Regions from separate parts of the Homo sapiens genome. Here region 2 is linked to region 1. A link is a loop called in an ENCODE intact Hi-C map of the cell type or tissue named here. Cell type or tissue: mammary epithelial cell. All regions are shown on one strand. Links, peaks and the distances in the headings refer to the core of each region. The heading gives the core; the rest is flanking DNA. Region 1 overlaps EHBP1 (EH domain binding protein 1). Region 2 overlaps WDPCP (WD repeat containing planar cell polarity effector).

What was found. A loop is a pair of places that touch in the nucleus more often than their neighbours do. Peaks named below come from ENCODE experiments on the same cell type or tissue, not always from the same donor. Only the 100,000 strongest peaks of a DNase experiment are listed, where the experiment ranks them.
Region 2: a loop joins it to region 1, with 4 times the contacts of the local background. A loop is called at or near these places in 5 of 110 quality-filtered maps.

Annotation. Positions count from the first base shown.
Region 1 is chr2:62,935,693-62,945,385 of GRCh38, forward strand. It overlaps EHBP1 (EH domain binding protein 1), which reads left to right. Exons shown (of 23, transcript NM_001142616.3): 11 at 7,026-7,204; 12 at 8,110-8,158. It also overlaps the pseudogene RPS20P9. Among named protein-coding and RNA genes, the nearest start is that of EHBP1-AS1, 110 kb to the right of the region's middle. In mammary epithelial cell, for the core only: no CTCF peak of the experiment used is centred there; a DNase peak (open chromatin) is centred at 4,259.
Region 2 is chr2:63,184,715-63,194,407 of GRCh38, forward strand. The region is part of intron 14 of WDPCP (WD repeat containing planar cell polarity effector); the gene reads right to left. Among named protein-coding and RNA genes, the nearest start is that of OTX1, 140 kb to the left of the region's middle. RefSeq lists an enhancer at 866-1,367. In mammary epithelial cell, for the core only: a CTCF peak has its summit at 4,412 (motif pointing left); no DNase peak of the experiment used is centred there.

The DNA of each region.
Region 1 (9,693 bases), core at 2,267-7,266:
TCTGACCTTAATGTACCAGCTGGGACATTGTTGAATAAAAGTGATGATAGATGCTCAATCTCAAATATTTCACCCTTGCAATATTTGCTGGGGCCTTTTTAGCAAGTGAAAGAAGATTCTGTATTACAGGTTGCTAAGACTATTTTTTAGAATATAAATGGACATTATTTTATTAAGTGCTCTTCTGCATCTGTTTAGATGATTATATTATATAGCTTTCCCCCAAATCTGTTAATTGGTCAAGTTACCTCAATAGATATGCTAACATTAAGCCAAATATGTGTTCTTGGGATAAGTCTAATTTGTTCAAGACGTGTTATCCTTTTTTAATAAATTAATATTTTCATTAAAACTTTTGCCTCTATATTCATGAGAATTTTCTTTAATTTTGCCTTTGCCTATTGAGTTTTGGTGTAAAGGCCCATGAAATGAGTTAGAGAATAAGCTCATTTTTCCAGTTTTCTATAATTTGTGTAATATTGGAGATTTTTTTTCCTTGAATAAATGTTTGGTGGAACTTATTAGTGAAGCCAACTGGAATATTCTTTGTGAGAAGGTTTTTAATTACAAAGTCAGTTTCTTTAACAGTTATAGAACTCTCTGGGTTTTCTATTTCTTCTTGTGTCTGTTGCAGTAAGCTATACTTTTCTAGGAATTTGCTTCTCTCTTTCTTGGTCAGTCACACTACAGGTTTAATTTAGTCTTTTCAAAGAAGCAATTTTGGCTTTGCTGATCCTCTCTATTATATGCTTAGGTACTATATTATTATTTTTGCTTTTACCTTTTTATTTTACTGTTTCTACTTTTGAGGGGAGGGGATGAGGCTCATATTGCTATTTGGGAGTCCACCAAAAGTGCAACTCTACCTCTCAACTCACTCTTCTAGACTACCATTATAAAAACAGCAGAGAGTTTCACTTACTCTCTAGTTTTCCTGTCTCTCCATGTCTTGGCTTGGAGAAAGTTGGTTGATGTTTTGTAGAAGATTAAAAAAAAAATTTAATTATGGCACAATCTTTCTAGCAGTAGAATAACAAGGCCTAACTTCAGTTTTACCATGAGAATAAAGTGAAGTGATTTAAATGAAAACACTTTGAAAAAAAAATAATAAGACCAATATAAATGTAAGTGTTCTCATTCTCACTGTTGATAGTTTTTGGGTTCACCAAATGCTTAGATATATTCAAAGTTCCCTCAACCATGATTTGCAATAACTGGGGAAAGTCTCCAAGAATTAGTAGTTGAGAGACCAAAATGTGCTACAACTTTAGCAATGTTAGTATATGTCTCGTTACACTGGACTTAATTAGCTCTTGTTCTAGTTCTAGCCAGTAATTTGAAATCCAACAGAATGGACAGGTTTATTAACAGAAAGACTCTTGAAGTTGAAATTGTTTGGGTTAATTGCCTTTTTTGAATCAACTAATTAAACATATAGAGGGCAGCGATCTAACCTCTGAAGACAATAAGAAGTTGACTGAGATGTTTGTTAGGATTGAAAAATTTACAACTTCTGCTGAAGTGCTACAGCAGTATTTTCTTGAAATGTGAAATGCATGTTGTTTAAAAGCACAGGCTTTGGAGTGGGAATTCCTTGGTATAGGAACTCCTCTGCTTCCTGAGTAACCTCACTTTCTCCAACTGTAAATTGGAAGTAAGAGTACCTATCTCAAACGAGTTGTGAGGATTAAATTAGCTAATCTGTGTAAAGGTCTTAACTTTGTGGGGCATAATAGGTGCTCAGTATATAGTTTATGAATTAATGAAAAATTAATAAGCCTTTTTGTAGAGAGAAGAACTGAATATATTATAGTAAAATGAAAATCTATTAAGTGCCATAGGAAGGACACAAAGAGTCAAAGGAACACTGAAAAGGGCTTCCTACTGAATGGCAATTGCGAGGAGATTTCGTGTAAGAGATGACATTTGAACTAAATCTTGAAGATTTGAAGATAGAGTGGAATTGCAGCAGTTGTGCTTGGGACGGAAGATATTTCATGTAGAGGTGATGATGTGTATGATCCAAGACTGGGTGGAGGTGGGAGACCTGGGGTTTAGGCAGGAAAGCATAGGGATTTTAAAGGATGGTGAGTAATACTAGAGAGTAAATACATTGAAAAAGATTTGGGATTCAATACTTCGAAGTATTTTGACATCATTTTGTGTGTTCTTGAGAACCATTAGAGACTTTAAGCCGTGCTTTAAGGAGAACGATGCTATGACATGGGTTGGTTACCGAGGGGGGATTTGGAAGAAGAAAGACCTATTAGGAAGATTTTGCAGTGGTGAAAGGAGATAGATTACAAAAACCTTACAAAATATGAGCAAAACTGCCTGCAAAATTAACTAGTAAGAGATGATACATGAAGGAAGAATTCAAAGGTGATTCTGACATTAAAAATCTAAACAGTTGGGACAATAGCTGTATCATTTGCAAACACAATGAAAATGAGCAGGTTGTAAAGAAAGATCACCATTATGGTTTTGAACACATTGAGTTTGAATTTTGTATGATAGAAAGGACAGCCAACTGGAAATGTCAACTTGAGATAGTTTGAACTATAAATATTTGGGAATCATCTGCATGGAAGTAATAGTTGGAATCCTGGGAATGAATCAGCTCAAAGTGTGGTGGAAAACTATTTAGAGCAATGCCTAGAGGAATATGTGGCTGTATCCGTGGAAGAAGGGCAGACAGCAAAAGAGAAGGAAACTATAGTTAGAGGGATAGAGCAGAAAAAATAGAACTGACATTTCTTATTAAAATTTAAGAAAATTTGCAAGTTATTTGACTAGGTTTTCTGAAAGAAAGCTATTACCATTGTTAGGAAGAATAACTAGGTAGCTTTATTACCGTTCACATGTAATCTGCTATGTTAAACAGAAATAATGCATTAAAATTCATTATATTTGCAAGTGTAGTTTTACCTTTTATGGACAGATTTTTGTGTCTTTCTTCCTTTGGAAAGCAATAAATTACAAAGTCAGTTAGAGCTTCTTTTTTCACCCACCTTATAGAAATAGATACATTGCCAAGCATTACAAGTACCATATTTTCCACATAGAATATCTAGGTGTCAAGATTATCTCTAGTGAAAGCTTTGTTTGTGGGGGAAAAAAAAAAGAAGAAGAAGAAGAAAAGGAAAAAACTTTTTATGATCTTGAAGAAATTCATGGCCTTTGAAATTTCTAGAAGAGCCTCAAAAAATAGGAATTCCTGCTGATAATGCATTGGTGGTGGTAATAATAATTGCAATTAATATTTACTGAATGGTACTGTTTGCCATACATTGTTCTAAGTGTTTTACATGCATTTTTTTCATATAACAGTATTTACTGAGTGCCTATGCTGTACCAGGCACTGTTCTGGGCATTTGATTTAGGTTAATAAATGAAACAAACTAAAATTCTTGCTCTTGTGGACATTTTATTTAGTGAGAGCAGACAGATAATAACCAGTAAGCATAACAAATAAAGTATATGGACTCTAAGAAGATGATAAGTCCGTGGAAAAAGTAGAGCAGGGTAAGTGGATTCAGGAGTGCTGAATTGGGGTTGGATGATGGAAATGGATTGCTTTTTTTTCTTCCTTTTCTTCTTGAGATGGAGTCTCGCTCTGTCGCCCAGGCTGGAGTGCAGTGGTGCAATCTCAGCTCACTGCAACCTCTGCCTGCTGGTTCAAGCAATTCTCCTGCCTCAGCCTCCCTAGTAGCTGGGACTACAGGCACGCATCACCATGCCCAGCTATTTTTTTGTATTTTTAGTACAGGTGGGGTTTCACCATGCTGGCCAGGCCAGTCTCGAACTCCTGACCTCATGATCTGCCCGCCTCAGCCTCCCAAAGTGTTGAGATTACAGGTGTGAACCGCCACGCTCGGCCAAATTGCATTATTAAGTAGGATGGTGAGAATAGGCCTAATGGAGAAGATTGCATTGGAGTTAACCATGCAGATATCTGAGAGAGTACCAGGGAAATGGAGCAATCTGAGAGAGTACCAGGGAAATGGAGCAATCTGAGAGAGTACCAGGGAAATGGAGCAATCTGAGAGAGTACCAGGGAAATGTGCAAAGGCCCCAAGGTAGAAACATGTCTGCGATATCCAAGGAACAACAAAGAGATTAATATGATGCCATTTTGAGGAAGATATGGTTTCAGGCATGATGGAACCACAGTCCATTGGCTCCTACTCCTGACTCATGGCTGTTGGCTCTCTCCAAGGAACATGTAGGTTAGGAAACTGTATCACAGCCATGGGTTTAAGCACTGGAGGAACCAGAGGTGGTGATTCACTGAATTAGAATTCCCCTAACCAGCTGCAGTATAAAAATCCCTGAAGAAGTGTGTGCTGACTTGATCAGAGGCACAAAGGAAAAGAATCTCAAAGTGAAAGGACCAGTTGGGATGCCTACCAAGACTTTGAGAATCACTACAAGAAAAACGCCTGTGGTAAAGGTTCTAAGACATGGAATCACTCCCAGAAGAGCATCCGCAAGCAGTTTATTGACTTGCACAGTCCTTCTGAGATTGTTAAATAGATTTATTCGGTCAGTATTGAGCCAAGAGTTGAGGTTGAAGTCACCATTGCAGATGCTTAGGTCAGCTATTTTAATAAATTGATTATCAGTTGTTTTTTTCTTTTTAAGAGGTCAGTATGGTTCAAAGTGTTTAAGGGAGAGAGCAGTGGTTAAGATCAGAGAGGAAATGGACATGGGGAGAGTGAGGCAGATCTTGTTACTACAACCCTATGAGATATGTACCGTTATAATCTGCACTTTACAGATGAGGAAACTGAGATGCAAACAAGTCAAGTAACCTGCCACATCTGTAAAATCAAGAGCCAGCTGTAACAACAAACAGTTTCATCCAATTATGTACTGAAGGTTTCAAAATGATTTAATTGCTAATTCCTTTATGGCTTTCTGTAAAATATTAGGTAAAAGGTCAGTTCTGGAGTAGATGATTTCATTTAACAACGGCTCTATGATTTTCTTTCTTTGTAAACCACCGTGACCATTTATAGGGCTTGTAATTTCATCAAAGTTTCTTCAATTGCATGTGACTTCTTTTTGTTGGAAGTACAGTAAGCATCCCTTAATACAAGGCTTTTATATTAGAACCAATTTAAATTTTGGTTTAGTTCTTCTAGCCTTTTCATATTGAGCCTTCTTAGAAACAGAGGTACAGTCATAATCATAATGATGTAATATGTTTTCTTTAGTTCTTACATACAGAAAGCCATCTAGATCATAATATAGTGCTAATGTCATTTATACATTACCTATGGACATGCTACTGATAATTGAATCGATGTAATGATAGTTACAGATTATCTGGCCCATGTATGTATTACCCATGCTTGGACTGAATCAATACCTTAATAATATAATTTGATATAGAAAAACATTTTAATAAAGACAATTATTTAAATGATAGAAAGTCTAAGAAAAAAATGTTTATGCCTACCTAGTTCAGTGCTCCCCTAACTCATCCATAAACCACTCTTCACTTTACTTCCAGGTTAAATGCCTAGAGGGATTTGAAGGTCACAGTGGATCATTACATGAAAAGATATTTAATAGTTCATTTTTACACTAGATTGCTAGTTAGCTATTATTTTTTCTAAAGTAAATGTAGTATATTGGGATTCCTTTTTTATCTACTTCATTATATTAAGTCGAATTGATCCAAACCGTTGATTTTTATGACCTGTGAGCTTTTCAGCATTGACTTTGTAGAGATGATCATTTAAAGAACAGTATTTTGCTAGATTTATGGTTGTTTACATAATATTTTGTTAATCCGACTGTTAATAAAAAATGAGAAGTTATTTTAGTGGTGTTTCTTAGTAGTATTCTCACAAAAGCAGTGAATGCATAAATCATAATTATGTGGGGTTGATGATTTTAATTGTTTGGTACTAACATGCTTTTGTCAAGTGGGGGCATCATTGATCTTTCTTAGGTAAGCAGTGTAGTAAGAATGCTTTGCTTTTTAAACTTAAATGGTATTAGGAGTAAATACTTGTTCTCTTTTCATTTTACTTTAGAGGGCCTGTATTTAATATGTAAGGTTTCTTATAATAGCTAGCACTTTTAATTAGTAGCAAGATTTAAAGTCCGGAAACATTTAGCAGTTTTCTTTGTAGTTTTCAATTGTACTAGCCTCTAAAGTTACCATCACAAATTGCAGTTGTTATTCAGTAAAAGAAAATGATATGGTTTTAATAATAATAAAACTTTAGAATAAAATTGTTAATATATAATCTTAGGTTTGTTATTATTATTGATGTTTTAAGTATATGAACAAGGGTAAAAGTATATACTTACCATTTAAAACACACACACTACTAACTCACCTGGTATTCAAAAGTAGCTCTCAATGATAATTAGAAAGTATTTTGAGCATATCCAAAATACATACTGTTGTGTGCTGTTGCTACCAACACCTGACTGTTGCTAATAACTCTAAAACTGTTTTGCCATCATTAAATTTATATAAGAAGCATGTTTGAATATGGTTATCATTGTGCTATTTACTTAAAATGCATATATGATTACTGTATTTTTAAAACTAATGATAATTTTAATCTTTCCACTGTTAAAAATTTGTGTTACATTTGGACCTCGAAATACATTATTTTTAACCTAGTCAAAAAGAAACCGTATTTGTACATGATTGCATTTGGGGGAAATTTTGAGGGTGTGAGAATTACATAGGTATTTAGCCTTAAGTATTTCAAAACTTTAACGTGATGTTTCCATCAGCAAAGCTCTTGGCCTGTTCTTATGTATAAGTTTAAAATCTTGCATATCTGCATCCTTGTCAGGCAAATGCCAAGGGCTAAAACTGAAGATAATTTAAGATTTATGTCTCCCTCTTGGAGGTTACAGTTGTCGTGAATTGACAGTTGTGAAGGATCTAAACTGACATCAAAGGGTTCAAATGATCTGATTAGGTCAATTAATGTTAATTTTCATCTTCCATTAAATTCTTTTAATGTTTTCCCCTTTTCATTTTTTTCTAGCCAAGCCCTATACCAAGTCCTGTTTTGGGGCGAAAGCCAAATGCTAGTCAGTCTTTGCTTGTATGGTGTAAAGAAGTTACAAAGAACTACCGAGGAGTAAAAATCACCAATTTTACTACATCGTGGAGAAATGGTTTATCTTTTTGTGCAATATTACACCACTTTAGACCAGATTTAATGTAAGTAGAAACATTTTCCATTCCCTATATTTTGTAAGTGATAGACATTTTTGAAAAGAACATAAAATAATTTCTTAGCACATCCTGAAATAATTTATATTTGTTTTATTACCCCACCTCTTGCTTTTGAGAGATATATGTCAGAAAGCTTTTCCTTTTTCATACCTAAAAACAATCTTTTCTCTTTTTAAAAGTGGTGGCTGGGCGTGGCGGCTCACGCCTATAATCTCAGCACTTTGGGAGGCCAAGGCGGGTGGATCACCTGAGGTCAGGAGTTTGAGACCAGCCTGACCAACATGGAGAAACACCGTCTCTACTAAAAATACAAAATTAGCCAGGTGTGGTGGCGCATGCCTGAAATCCCAGCTACTTGGGAGGCTGAGGTAGGAGAATCGCTTGAACCCAGGAGGCAGAGGTTGCGATGAGCCAAGATCGTGCCATTGCACTCCAGCCTGGGCAACAAGAGCGAAACTCCGTCTCAAAAAAAAAAAAAAAAAAAAAAAATGGTTTTTCTCCTTAATCTCAAAGAACTGACTTCAAATTATTATGAAAATTGTGTTAGTGTTAAAATGAGATGAGACAAATAAGCCTGTAATTCTTTACATTGACAACAAGGGATTACCTCATACTAAATTTGGTTGTCAAGGCTAGTCTTTGGTCCCCTGCCTTAACCTCTCTTTTAGATGGAAAGCTTCAGGCAGCGAAACGTGTAATCACTGTTTTTATTCATTTATTTATTTATTTCTTTAATTTTCCACACTATTAGTTTTGTTGATTGAATTGCTGTGAAATTGCTGGTTACTCTTTAGTATTATTGAATGTCAAATTTTTAGATTCAGTTTGTTTTAAAAACAGCTGTTTTTATCAAATACTATATGTACCCACTGTGCTATTTTCTCCCTCAGTGACTACAAGTCTCTGAATCCTCAAGATATTAAAGAGAACAACAAAAAGGTAAGAATTGATGAGCAAGAAAAATACGTAGTTTCAATTTTGGCTTCTCTGCAGGTCTTTATTAATTTGGAGAAAGTGAGGCAGTTTTATGAGGTCATAACTACAACTCACAGAGGGTTGTCTGCTTACTGCGGTTCATTAGGATACATGGTTTACTCTGGTTTATCATGGACTTTTAAAGACCACAAGTGCCAGGTTGGCATCATATTATAATATGCATATTATCTTTTTAACTGTTGAATATTTGTTAAAGCATAGTGCTTTTTTTCTAAGATTTAGCTTTTTAAAAATGCACCCAAAACTGTTGTGCCATAGTTGTTATGTAAGTTTAGAAAATATGCTGGTTGGGGATGAGAACGAGAGCCTAATGGTAAGCAAGAGAGAATACTTAGGTTCTGAGAGGCAAAAATATATAAACCTTGGTTCTTTTCATTTTCTGGTAAACCGTATACAGTTATTGCGCTGCAAAACAACATTTTGGTCAAAAACAGACCACATAGATGGTGATGTACCGTAAGATTATAATACCTCATTTTTACTGTACCTTTTCTATGTTTAGATACACAAATACCATTGTGTTACAATTACCTACACTATTCAGTATAGGAATATGCTGTGCAGCTTTGTAGCTTAGGTATAGCCTAGGTATGTAGTAGGCTGTACCATCTAGGTTTGTGTAAGTACCCACTGTGATGTTTGCACAACAACAAAATCTCCTGACAATGCATTTCTCAGCATATATCCCCATTGTTAAGCAACACATGACTATATTTTCCCACATAATTAATCAATATATTGAGATCAGAACTTCCCAACTGGTATGGGGCAAGGGGATATCGATCCTTTCAGCTTTCAGGGCATCTGTGTAAGGCTGAGTTGCTGGAGCCCTGGGCCAGCTAACTGTGGCCACAGGCTGACTTATCTGTTTACCCCAGCACACAGTATGTGCATTCTGTGTGCAAAGAGGGAAGCACCTAACTCAGCACACAGTAGGCACTGAATGCTTTTTTCTACTGAATTGAATTCTTCAACTGAAAAATTAATGAAATTTATTATTGTCTTAGAACAGGAGTTCTTAACCTGTGAACTGTGGGTAGAAATCAGGGTGTCCTTGAACATGGTTGAGGGAAAAAATACATTTTACTTTCATAATTCCTCATCTGAAATTTAGCATTTCCTTCAATTATGAATTTAGGCAATAAACCACCATAGTGTTAACCATGCCTGAGACTTTGTCACCTTTAGAAATCACAGATATTTTCGATATTTTCATGTCATGCTATAGTTGTTGCTGCAGATATCTGCAAATACCTTTTACACTTATAACTTCTTCAAAATAATTAGTGCAGTCATAAAAAGCACATATATTACTACTTCCCAAATTCATTTTAAGTAATACTTTCATAGGTGTATTTTTCAGTATAATTGATGTCTTTTGTAATTCTATGTATTTTATCCATGTAAAACATTATTCTGAGAAGGGACCCATTGCCAAAAGGGTTCATGAGACAAAGTGGTTAATAACCTCTAGTCTA
Region 2 (9,693 bases), core at 1,796-6,795, 250 kb after region 1:
GTTCTCCTAGTATTCATTTGGCCTCTTGTATTTGCATGTCTAAATCTCTTATAAAATTAGGGAAATTTTCATCTATTATTTCCTTAAATGATTTTCAAAACTTTGTTTTTTCTTCCCCCTCAGGAACACCAATGATTCGTAAGTTTAGATTCTTTATATAATCCCATGCTTCTCAAAATATTCATTCTATTTTATTCTTTTTTCTTTGTCTAACTAGATTAATTCAAAGGATTTTCTTCAAATTTTGAGATTTTGTCTTCTGCTTTATCTAGTCAGTTATTGACCCTTTCAGCCATATTTTGTAATTCCTTCAGTGAATTTTTCATTTCCAAAAGTTATGTTTGTTCATTTTTAGATAAGAAAAAACTGGTGAAGTTCTCCGTGATAAATTTCTCATTCATATCCAGAATTAATTTTCTGATTTCTTTCTATTGGTTTTTGGATTTCTTTTGGATCTGATTGAGCTTCTATAAAATCAATATTTTGAATTCTTTATCTGGCATTTCAGAAATTTCCTTTTGGTCAGCATCCATTGCTAGAGAGTTAGTGTAATCCTTTGAGGGGTGTCATAACTCCCTGACTTGACTTTTCATGCTTCCAGTATTATGCAGATTTTTTCTCATTTGGAGAAATAGTCACTTCTTATTATTGAATTTACTTGGGTTTGGACAGGACTTCCCCCCCTCTCCCCCACCCCCAAATCCTTGAGGATGTGACTGTAATATATGTTGTGCAGGGCTGTTTGGCTTTGCTTCCGGGTGCATTCAGTGGCAAAGACTATGTATGAATTCCTTGGTTGTAAATTACCATCATGTGGTGGCTTTTTCAAATGCTGTTTGTAGTAGCGGTATACCAGGCAGGTGAGCAGGCGCATGACCTCCTGTGAAGCCAGGGTTATAGGTCACAAGGAGCTCATCTCATTCATAAGTGCTATGGGCTTGTGTTACCAGATTTTGTCCTGTATTGTGCAGGTTGACCTCCAGGCCAGTCAGTGGCACTTGTAAGTAAGAGCTGGCTGTGGTGGTAGTAGTAAAATTCATGCTTGATCTTTGTTTACCAAGAGAAACTCTCCAGTGTCCCAGGCAATGGGCTGGATTATGGAATGCTCAGTGGTTTGGGTTTTATCCTCAGCCTGAGAGAGTGTGTGAAGCTGGGCAGAGCTGGACCAGGCAACCCTGCACTTTCGCTGCTCCCACCTCCCGGCCCCCCCACCTCCCAAACAGTGAATGCAACCACTATCTCTGAGGAGAGTTTAGGGAGCAGTCACCAAATGCCTGGAGATATGCCCAGTAAAGGGTAGAAACACTGCTGCTGCACCAGGTTCCTCACATGTGAAGACCAGGGCAGCCAAAGCTCCTAGACCAGGTGAGCTGGTGTGGGAATCTGCCTCCCTCTCACTCCTTAGAACCAATGGAGTTGAATCCCACCCTGGCATGAGCTGGGGCACTCAGGAAAGTCAGTGCAGACTGGCTTTAGATCACAGTGCCATCCCTGTCCACAAATCTTGCCACTTGGGGAAAACCATGGCTCTCTAGCAAATCTCCTCCCTCTCTGGTTCCACAAAGGGGGAAAGCCCAATTTCAGAACCCATGGCTTGAATGCACTCCACAACCACCACTCAGTTCTGGATGTGGGGGCCCTTCCCCACCTCCAGTCCCAGCACTCCATTCTCCAGCCCAAGAATCTCTAATGCCCATGGCTACTGTTGCCAGGTTACTGAATCCTGCCCAGTTTGTTGTGAGCCAAGATTGAGAAGAGCATCCTCCTGTTAGATCCCAGGTCTGAGAAAAATACTGGAGCATTTCCCAGCATTTTTCTTTCTCAGTCTCCTGGCCTCTCGCCATGTTAGCCCCAGGGCTTAGAAGGGCCGAGGTAGTTTCCCATGGCCTGGGTGGCATGGTTTCTCAGAGGAAAGGTAGATCACAGAGGTACACAATTTGCTCCTCTACCATATCGGGGACTTCACTCACAGTTCTCAGCCAGATGCTGCTACTCAGGGTGCCTTCTCACCTTTTATTTTCCAGGATTTGAATTTCTGTGCTCCTTCTTGAATAAAAGAGCACTATATGACTGTGCACTGTTTTGTGTGTGTGTGTGTTTTTTTTTTTTTTTGCTTCCAAATAGGTGAAGCATGCTAAAAGAGTCTCTGATCTGCCGCCTTGGGGGAAAAAAAAGAGAAGTCCTTTATTTCTTTATTGATCTTATCTTATATCTGGTGGTCCTATCCATTATTGAAAGTGGGCTATTGAAATCTCCTACTATTACTGTGTTGATATGTATTTATCCCTTCAATTCTGTCAATGTTTGCTTCACATATTTAAGAGCTCTGATATTTAGTGCATAAATATTTATAATTACTATATCATCCTGGTGAATTGACCCTTTAATCATTATATAGTATCCTTCTTAGTCTCTTGTGACAGTTTTTGACTTAAAGTCTATTCTGCCTCATATTAGTATAGATATCCCTGCTGTCTTTTGGTTATTGTCTGCATAGCATATCTTTTTTCATCCTTCAAGTTCAGCCTTTATGTGGTGTTAGATCTAAAGTGCTTCTATGCAGCATATCACTGGATCCTATTTTTATTTTTTTTATCCATTTAGCCAATATGTCTTTTGGCTGAGGGGTTTAATTGCCTCACTTTAAAGTAATTACCGATATGGAAGGATTTTCTGTTGCCATTTTGTTACCTGTTTCCTGTATATCTTGTGGCTTTTTGGACCCTCATTCTTCTGTTACTGTCTGTCTTTGACTCCCTTCTTTGTCCTTTTGTGTGCATTGTATGGATATTTTGTGGTTACCACTGCAATTGCAGAAAGTATCTTAAAGTTATAACAAATCTATTTTAGGCTAATAACTTAATTTCAATTGCATACACAAATTCTCCTTTACAGCTGCCATTTCCCCCCTTATGTTATTGTCATAAATTACCTGTTATATATATTGTGTACCAATTAACATAGATTTATAATTGTGTGTGTCTGTGATTTACTCATTTAGACTTGTATATACAAGAATTAAAAGTGGATTTATGCACTAGAATTACAATATAGGATTCTATATTTATTTAAATGTTTATCATTAGTGGAGAACTTTATAATTTCATATTACTATGTTGGTGCCTACCATCCTTTGTTTAATTTGAGGAACTCTCCTTAGTATTTATTGTCTAGTAACATTGACTAAACAGCTTTTGTTTATCTGGAAAGGTCTTCATTTCTTCTTCATTTCTGAAGGACAGTTTTGCTGGATACAGTATTCTTAGTTGATTTTTTTTTCTTTTAGCACTTTAATCATCCCATTTCTTTTTAGCCTTCAAGGTTTCTATTGAGAAATCTGCTGATAACCTTAGTTGGCTCACTTGTACGTGATGAGTTGTTTTTCTCTGGCTGGTTTCAAGATTCTTCCTTTGACTCATAACAGTTTGATTATAATGTGTCTTGGTATGGGTCTCTTCAGGTTTATCATAGTTGGAGTTCATTGAGTTTTGAGTTTGTAGGTCCATTTCTTTTATCAGCCTTGGGAAGTCTGTAGCCACTGTTTGTTCAAATAAGCTCTTTGTCCCTTTCTCTTTCTTTCCTCCTTTTGAGACTCCTATACTACATATATTATTCTGCTCAGGTTCTGTTAATTTATCTTCATTTTTTTTCTTTTTTCTCCTCAGTCTCAATAATTCCAAATGTGCTAACTTCAAGAACACTGATTCTTCTGCTTGCTTAAGTCTGCCATTGAACCCCTCTAGTGAATTATTTAGTTCACTTATATTTTTCAGGTCCACAGTTTATTTTTGTTTTTTTTTCAAGAGACAGGGTCTTGCTATGTTGCCCAGGCTAGTCTTGAACTCCTGAGCTCAAGCAATCCTCCCTTCTCAGCCTCCCAAAGTGCTAGGATCAGAGGCTTGAGCCATCATGCCTGGCTTTATAATTTTTTGAAAATAGTTTCTCTTTGTTGATATTCTTATTTTGTTCATGCATTGTCTTCCTGATTTCTGTGCAGTTCTGTGTTCTCTTGTAGGTCTTGATCATCTTTATGAGAGTTATTATAAATTCTTTTTTAGGAAGCTTACAGATCTGCATTTCTTTAAGGCAAATTTCTGGAGCTTAATTTTGTTCCTTTGGTCAGGCCATGGTCCCGTTTCTTTGTATGCCTTGTCGTCTTTTGTTGGGATTTGAGCATTTGAAGAAACAGCCACCTTTCTCAATCTTTATGAACTACTTTTACTTAGGGGAAAACTGTGACCAGTCAGGCTGGCTAGAGGTTCTAAGACCTCTCAGATTTTTCCTGGGGATGCGTTTTCTTTGGGGTTGTATGTTTACTTTTAGTGTATCTGGGTGCTTCTGACTGTCTTCTTTCCTGTGTCTTCGCGGGAGCCGTTTCTGTTGTAGTCCTCTGCCCTTAATCTCTTGCTCCCCCTAGAGCCTGCCTGCAGAACCGCAGAGTCTCTCCTGTCTAACATGCTAAGGCATTAACCTCTGTTTTCAGTGGCCTCTAATCTTGTACCCAAACTATGCAAACTGTCATTCTCATCAGTTCCCTGAGCAAAGCACTGCAACCCACAAACAAGTTAGCATGCTGGACTTAAGTTTCACTCTATTTCTTCTGTTCCAAGGGAGGTGTCAGGCAAGCAAAATGCAATGAACTCTCTTACCCTCTCAGGCACCATCCATTCTCTTGTTTTTGCACTTGCCTGAGTCCTGTAGTCCATTAACTAATTTCTAGATTTATCACAAAGCTATTTTTATGTATATGTTACAGGTGATTTGTCTCCATAGAAAAATGAGGGCCTGGAGCTTCCTAATCTGCCATCTTGCTAATGTCACTTATGTATATTATTTCCACAGTGTGTATATAGATCTACATAGATATATATATTTGAAAACTGCAGCAGGTGAGGACTAAATGCTTTTTCCTTGACAGACAAAACATTGTACTTATTCTCACCTTGAGTCCTTTTCCCAATCCTTACTGTTATTGAATTTCTTTTTATATTCCATTAGAAGATACATATAGCATATGGACTGTCTCCTCCCAAAACTTTCTGTAATACATTCTGCTTGGATATGCTAGTACTATTTTAAGGATGAAAAGTGTAGTAGGTCCTTCTATTAACATACTTATTTTCCAGAATATCACTACATGGATCAATTGTACTCTTTGCTATTCAGTAAGATAAAATGAAAATGTATCTCTACCAGTAAATGGAGTTCTTAGATGGTTTCATTTTCAAATGTGAAAATTAGGTTTCATTGTTCATTCTTAAAAGCAAACATTTATTGAAGGTCTATTTTGTGCAGATATCTTTACTGATTGGGGGATATAAAGATGAAGCAGACATAATCCCATCCTTAATGAGCTTACAGTGTGATAACAGGGTGGGGAGAGGGGGCAGAAAAAAATAAACAAATAGTGACAACATAGAAGTAGAGAAGAGGCCGGGTGCTGTGGCTCACGCCCATAATCCCAGCAGTTTGGGAGGCTGAGGCGGGCGGATTGCTTGAGCCAAGCAGTTCAAGACCAGCTTGGGCAACATGGCAAAACCCCATCTCTTAAAAAAAAGAAATACAAAAACTAGCCAAGCATGGTGGCAGACACATGTACTCCCAGCTACTTGGGAGGCTGAATGGGAGGAGCACCTGACCTGGGGAGGTTGAGGGCTGCAGTGAGCCGTGATCATGCCACTGCACTCCAGCCTGGGTGACAGGGTGAGACCTTGTCTCAAAAAAAAAAAAAAAAAAAGTAGAGGAGAAAAGTTTTTAGAAGATGCTAAAGGACATATTTTGGGTCCTTTATATTTGTAAATATGTTTAAATTGTGTTTTCCTCAATATAAAATGAAAGTAAGATCCATAGTGGCAGCAACTTAATATGGTTATAACTTTTAGAAAGGACACCAAGAGTTAGAAAAAAAATTTATATTAACTATTTTAAATCTGATAGTCTTAGATTACAGCTATAATATGTGATTATATTTTTGAAATATAATACTGAGTGTACTCAATTCCAGGAAAGGTTCTAGATGTGACTAGTACTTTGGTACCACCTACTAAACAAAGCTTAATGTCTTAAACTAATGAACTACAAAGAAGCAGAATTTTGGTGGGGGTGGGGTACAGGATGGGATAGGGAGTGATTATAGCCTGAATGACCTATTACTTTATAATCACCTTTGTGTTCAGTTTATGGAAAGGTTAAGTGTTTGGTCTGAAAGATCCTGAATTGGGTAAATTTGAATTATTGCTCGGAAGCATGAATTACCTAGAATTTTGCTTTGTCTTCCTAGAACACAGATTTTAGACTGGGAGTCCATGTGCCAAATTCAGTTTATAGATGTTTGATCTACAGTATTTAACAACTATTTTGAATTATTTACCAACACTTAAAAATTGGGACATTTAGGGCTGGGCATGGTGGCTCACGCCTGTAATCCCAGCACTTTGGGAGGCTGAGGCAGGCGGATCACAAGGTCAGGAGATCGAGACCGTCCTGGATAACACGGTGAAACCCTGTGTCTACTAAAAATTACAAATATTAGCCAGGCGTGGTGGCGGGCCCCTGTAGTCCCAGCTACTTGGGAGGCTGAGGCAGGAGAATGGCGTGAACCCGGGAGGCGGAGCTTGCAGTGAGCTGAGATTGCACCACTGCACTCCAGCCTGGGTGACAGAGCCAGACTCCATCTCAAAAGAAAAAAAAGAAAAAATTGGGACATTTAGGTGACCTTTCATTCTGTTTTGTGCAATGGAAGCTACCCTAATTCATAAAAAAATGGAGGGATTTAGCATAAAAATCCAGTGTTCAGGCTTTTTGAAAACTCAGATTTTGCAGTATTTGGCCTCCAATTCCTAAGAGCCACAGTCTCCTTAATCAGAATGGCTACTGCCCACTTTAGTGGGGCAGGCACACTCCACTTCATCCCAGTCCCCATTAAACTCTATTATTTCTATGACATCAAGGCTGAATATCTGTTCTACTTATCAGGCTTATACTTCTAAAGGCATCAAACTATAGATCACATGGGCCAAATGCAGCCCTACATCTGTTTTTTTTATGGCCCACAATCTAAGAATGGTTTTTATATTTTCAAATGGTTGAAAAAATACAAGAAAGATATATTTTTAGATGTGAAAATTATATGAAATTCAAATTTCAGTGTCCAAATAAAGTTTTATTGGAGCATAGCCATGCTTGTTTGTTTACATATTGTCTAAGGCTGCTTTTGTACTATAGTGTCGGAGTTGAGTAGTTGAGATAGAGGCCATATGACTTGAGAAGCCTAAACTAGTTACTATCTGGCCCTTTAAAAAATTTGCTCAGCCTTGATGCAGAACAAAAGGAAAAGCTCTCCTTACCCCCCTTTAAATTTTTTCCTTTTCTTGTCTCTTTCACTGTTTTTTTGCTATCCTATCTTAACATGTTCCTTTAGATCCAGGCTAGAATTACCTTATCAAATTCCATTTCACAGCAAGAATGAAAACAGTGAAAAACTCAGGAGACCAGGGTTCTGATCTCTGTGTTTAACTATCTGTGATCTTAGACAAGTCATTTAATCTCTCTGAGCTTCTATTTCCTCATTTGTTCAACAAAAGTGCTAAATTAGATCATCTCTAAAATATTTCTTACTTTCAATTCCATGAAGTAGACAAAAAAGAAAGAAGAGATAAGCTGGGTGAAAAAAAATGTAAAGGACAAAGACTAAAGAATGATTGGGAGACTCCTGGTTGCTAGGTAGGTAGGATAGAATAATAATTGCCACCTTTATTCAGTTAGCCCATTTGCATATATTATCTCTAATTCTCATAATGACCCTTTAAGGTAGGTATCATTACCCCATTTGCAGATACAGAAACTGAGGGTCAAAGAGGTTAATTGGCTTGCTCTAAACCAATATCTATTAAGTGGCAGAAGAATCAAGGTTCATACCTGAAATGTCTGGCACAAAGCCAGTGCTCTTCCATTTCAACAAACTGCTGAAGTCAAAAGAAGAGAAGTGAGCTAAGAGAACTTATTGCTGTTATACATTTGTCTTCTGAAATAAATGGCACTGTTTCTCTGGTGATCTTATACATTATTTTTTAAACCTATCTATTCTTTTGTTGGCTTTGTGCCTTCAAAGGAGATATCCTTTCCAGTCTAAAATCTCCAAAGGATTTTCAAGGTAAAACACTTTTCAAGATGTTCAATCACATGGAAGAATGAAAATCTTTTATAATATTGTTTGTTAAACTGACAGCTCTACTTAACAGAAACCATTAAAATATTTACAAAGTAGCAGCTGCTCTTGTAAAAAAATACAGCTTTTTGGAGGCATAAAAATAAACTAGTTGATAAGTACAAGATAAGCCATTTGGTGACTTCTTTATGTACATTGCACAATATATGGAAAATTCTGATATTTACACAGCAATTATACTACAAAGCCTTTTAAGTTAAAAGGACACAGGCTGAGTAAGAACTGAACTGTTTACAAGAATTTTCCATACTGATCTTGGAAACAATTTACGGAACCCCCAAACATAATCCTTTAATAAGCTTTACATTTTAGGTGTTTTTTATTTTTTTCCAAAAAAAGCTTTGTCTTTAGAAGATAGTTACATATGAATGAATCTCTATTGAACTCAGTTGCATTTTATATTCTACTAGAATTACAGCCAAGTTTCTTATATAAATAATTAGAAGTTGTGGAAAATAGATCAAGAGAGCAAACCAACATATGTTAACAAAAATGTTTAAAAGTAACTGAACATTTGCATTTTATGCCTTTATCTGTTCATATGACATTATTTATTTATTTAGAAACAAGGCCTTGCTGTGTTTTCCAGGCTGGAGTGCAGTGGCATGATCACAGCTCACTGCAACCTCTAACTGCTAGGTTTAAGCAATCCTCCCTAGCTCAGCCTCCTGGGTAGTTGGAAGTACAAGCACGAACCACCATGCCTGGCTAATTTTTAAATTACTTTTGTAGATATGGGGTCTAACTATGTTGCCTAGGCTAGTAATTTGATATTTTATATATAAGCTAAGTGATTTTTTTTAAAAAAGTAAACATTAAAAATTTGCATTGTTGGGTAAAATTAATTTTATCAAAATAGAGCAGTCATATGTAACTTTTACAACCCAGGTTTATTCATAAGGAAAAAAGTTTATATGTACGTGAAGGTGGCTTTTTGCGAAATTTTGAGTTAATGGAAGAATGATACTGGTCATGATCCTTGATAACATGAGCTTGCTGATTTATTTAATGACTTCTACTTACTGGTAAGACCATTAGATTGAAAAGAAAGAAAACCTTCTGGTAGTGATTTCTAAATCTGTGATATACTAATAGCTTGAGAAAACCACATACTTTCATTTTTAAATATCCCTATAAATTATGGAATTATTACAAACCTTTAAAAATGTTTTGATATTATTTTTTCTACCTTCAAGTTCACTTAGTTCACACTTTGTTGTCCTTCCAAATACAGTATTTTCCATGCTGCTCTTAAAGAAAATAATATTTTTCCATTTTTTTAGAACTAGAAGAAGGCAAGAGACTAAGATGATGATGGAGGAAGTGTTAGGATGTTCAATAAGTGTCAGCAGCTTATCAAAAGAAAGAAAGAAAAAAAAATAGTGTTACCTTGACCCAAAAGGGTGATAACAGGCAACTTATCTTTTAGGGTAAATGTTATGAAGTCCCATACTGTTGGTCTTAGT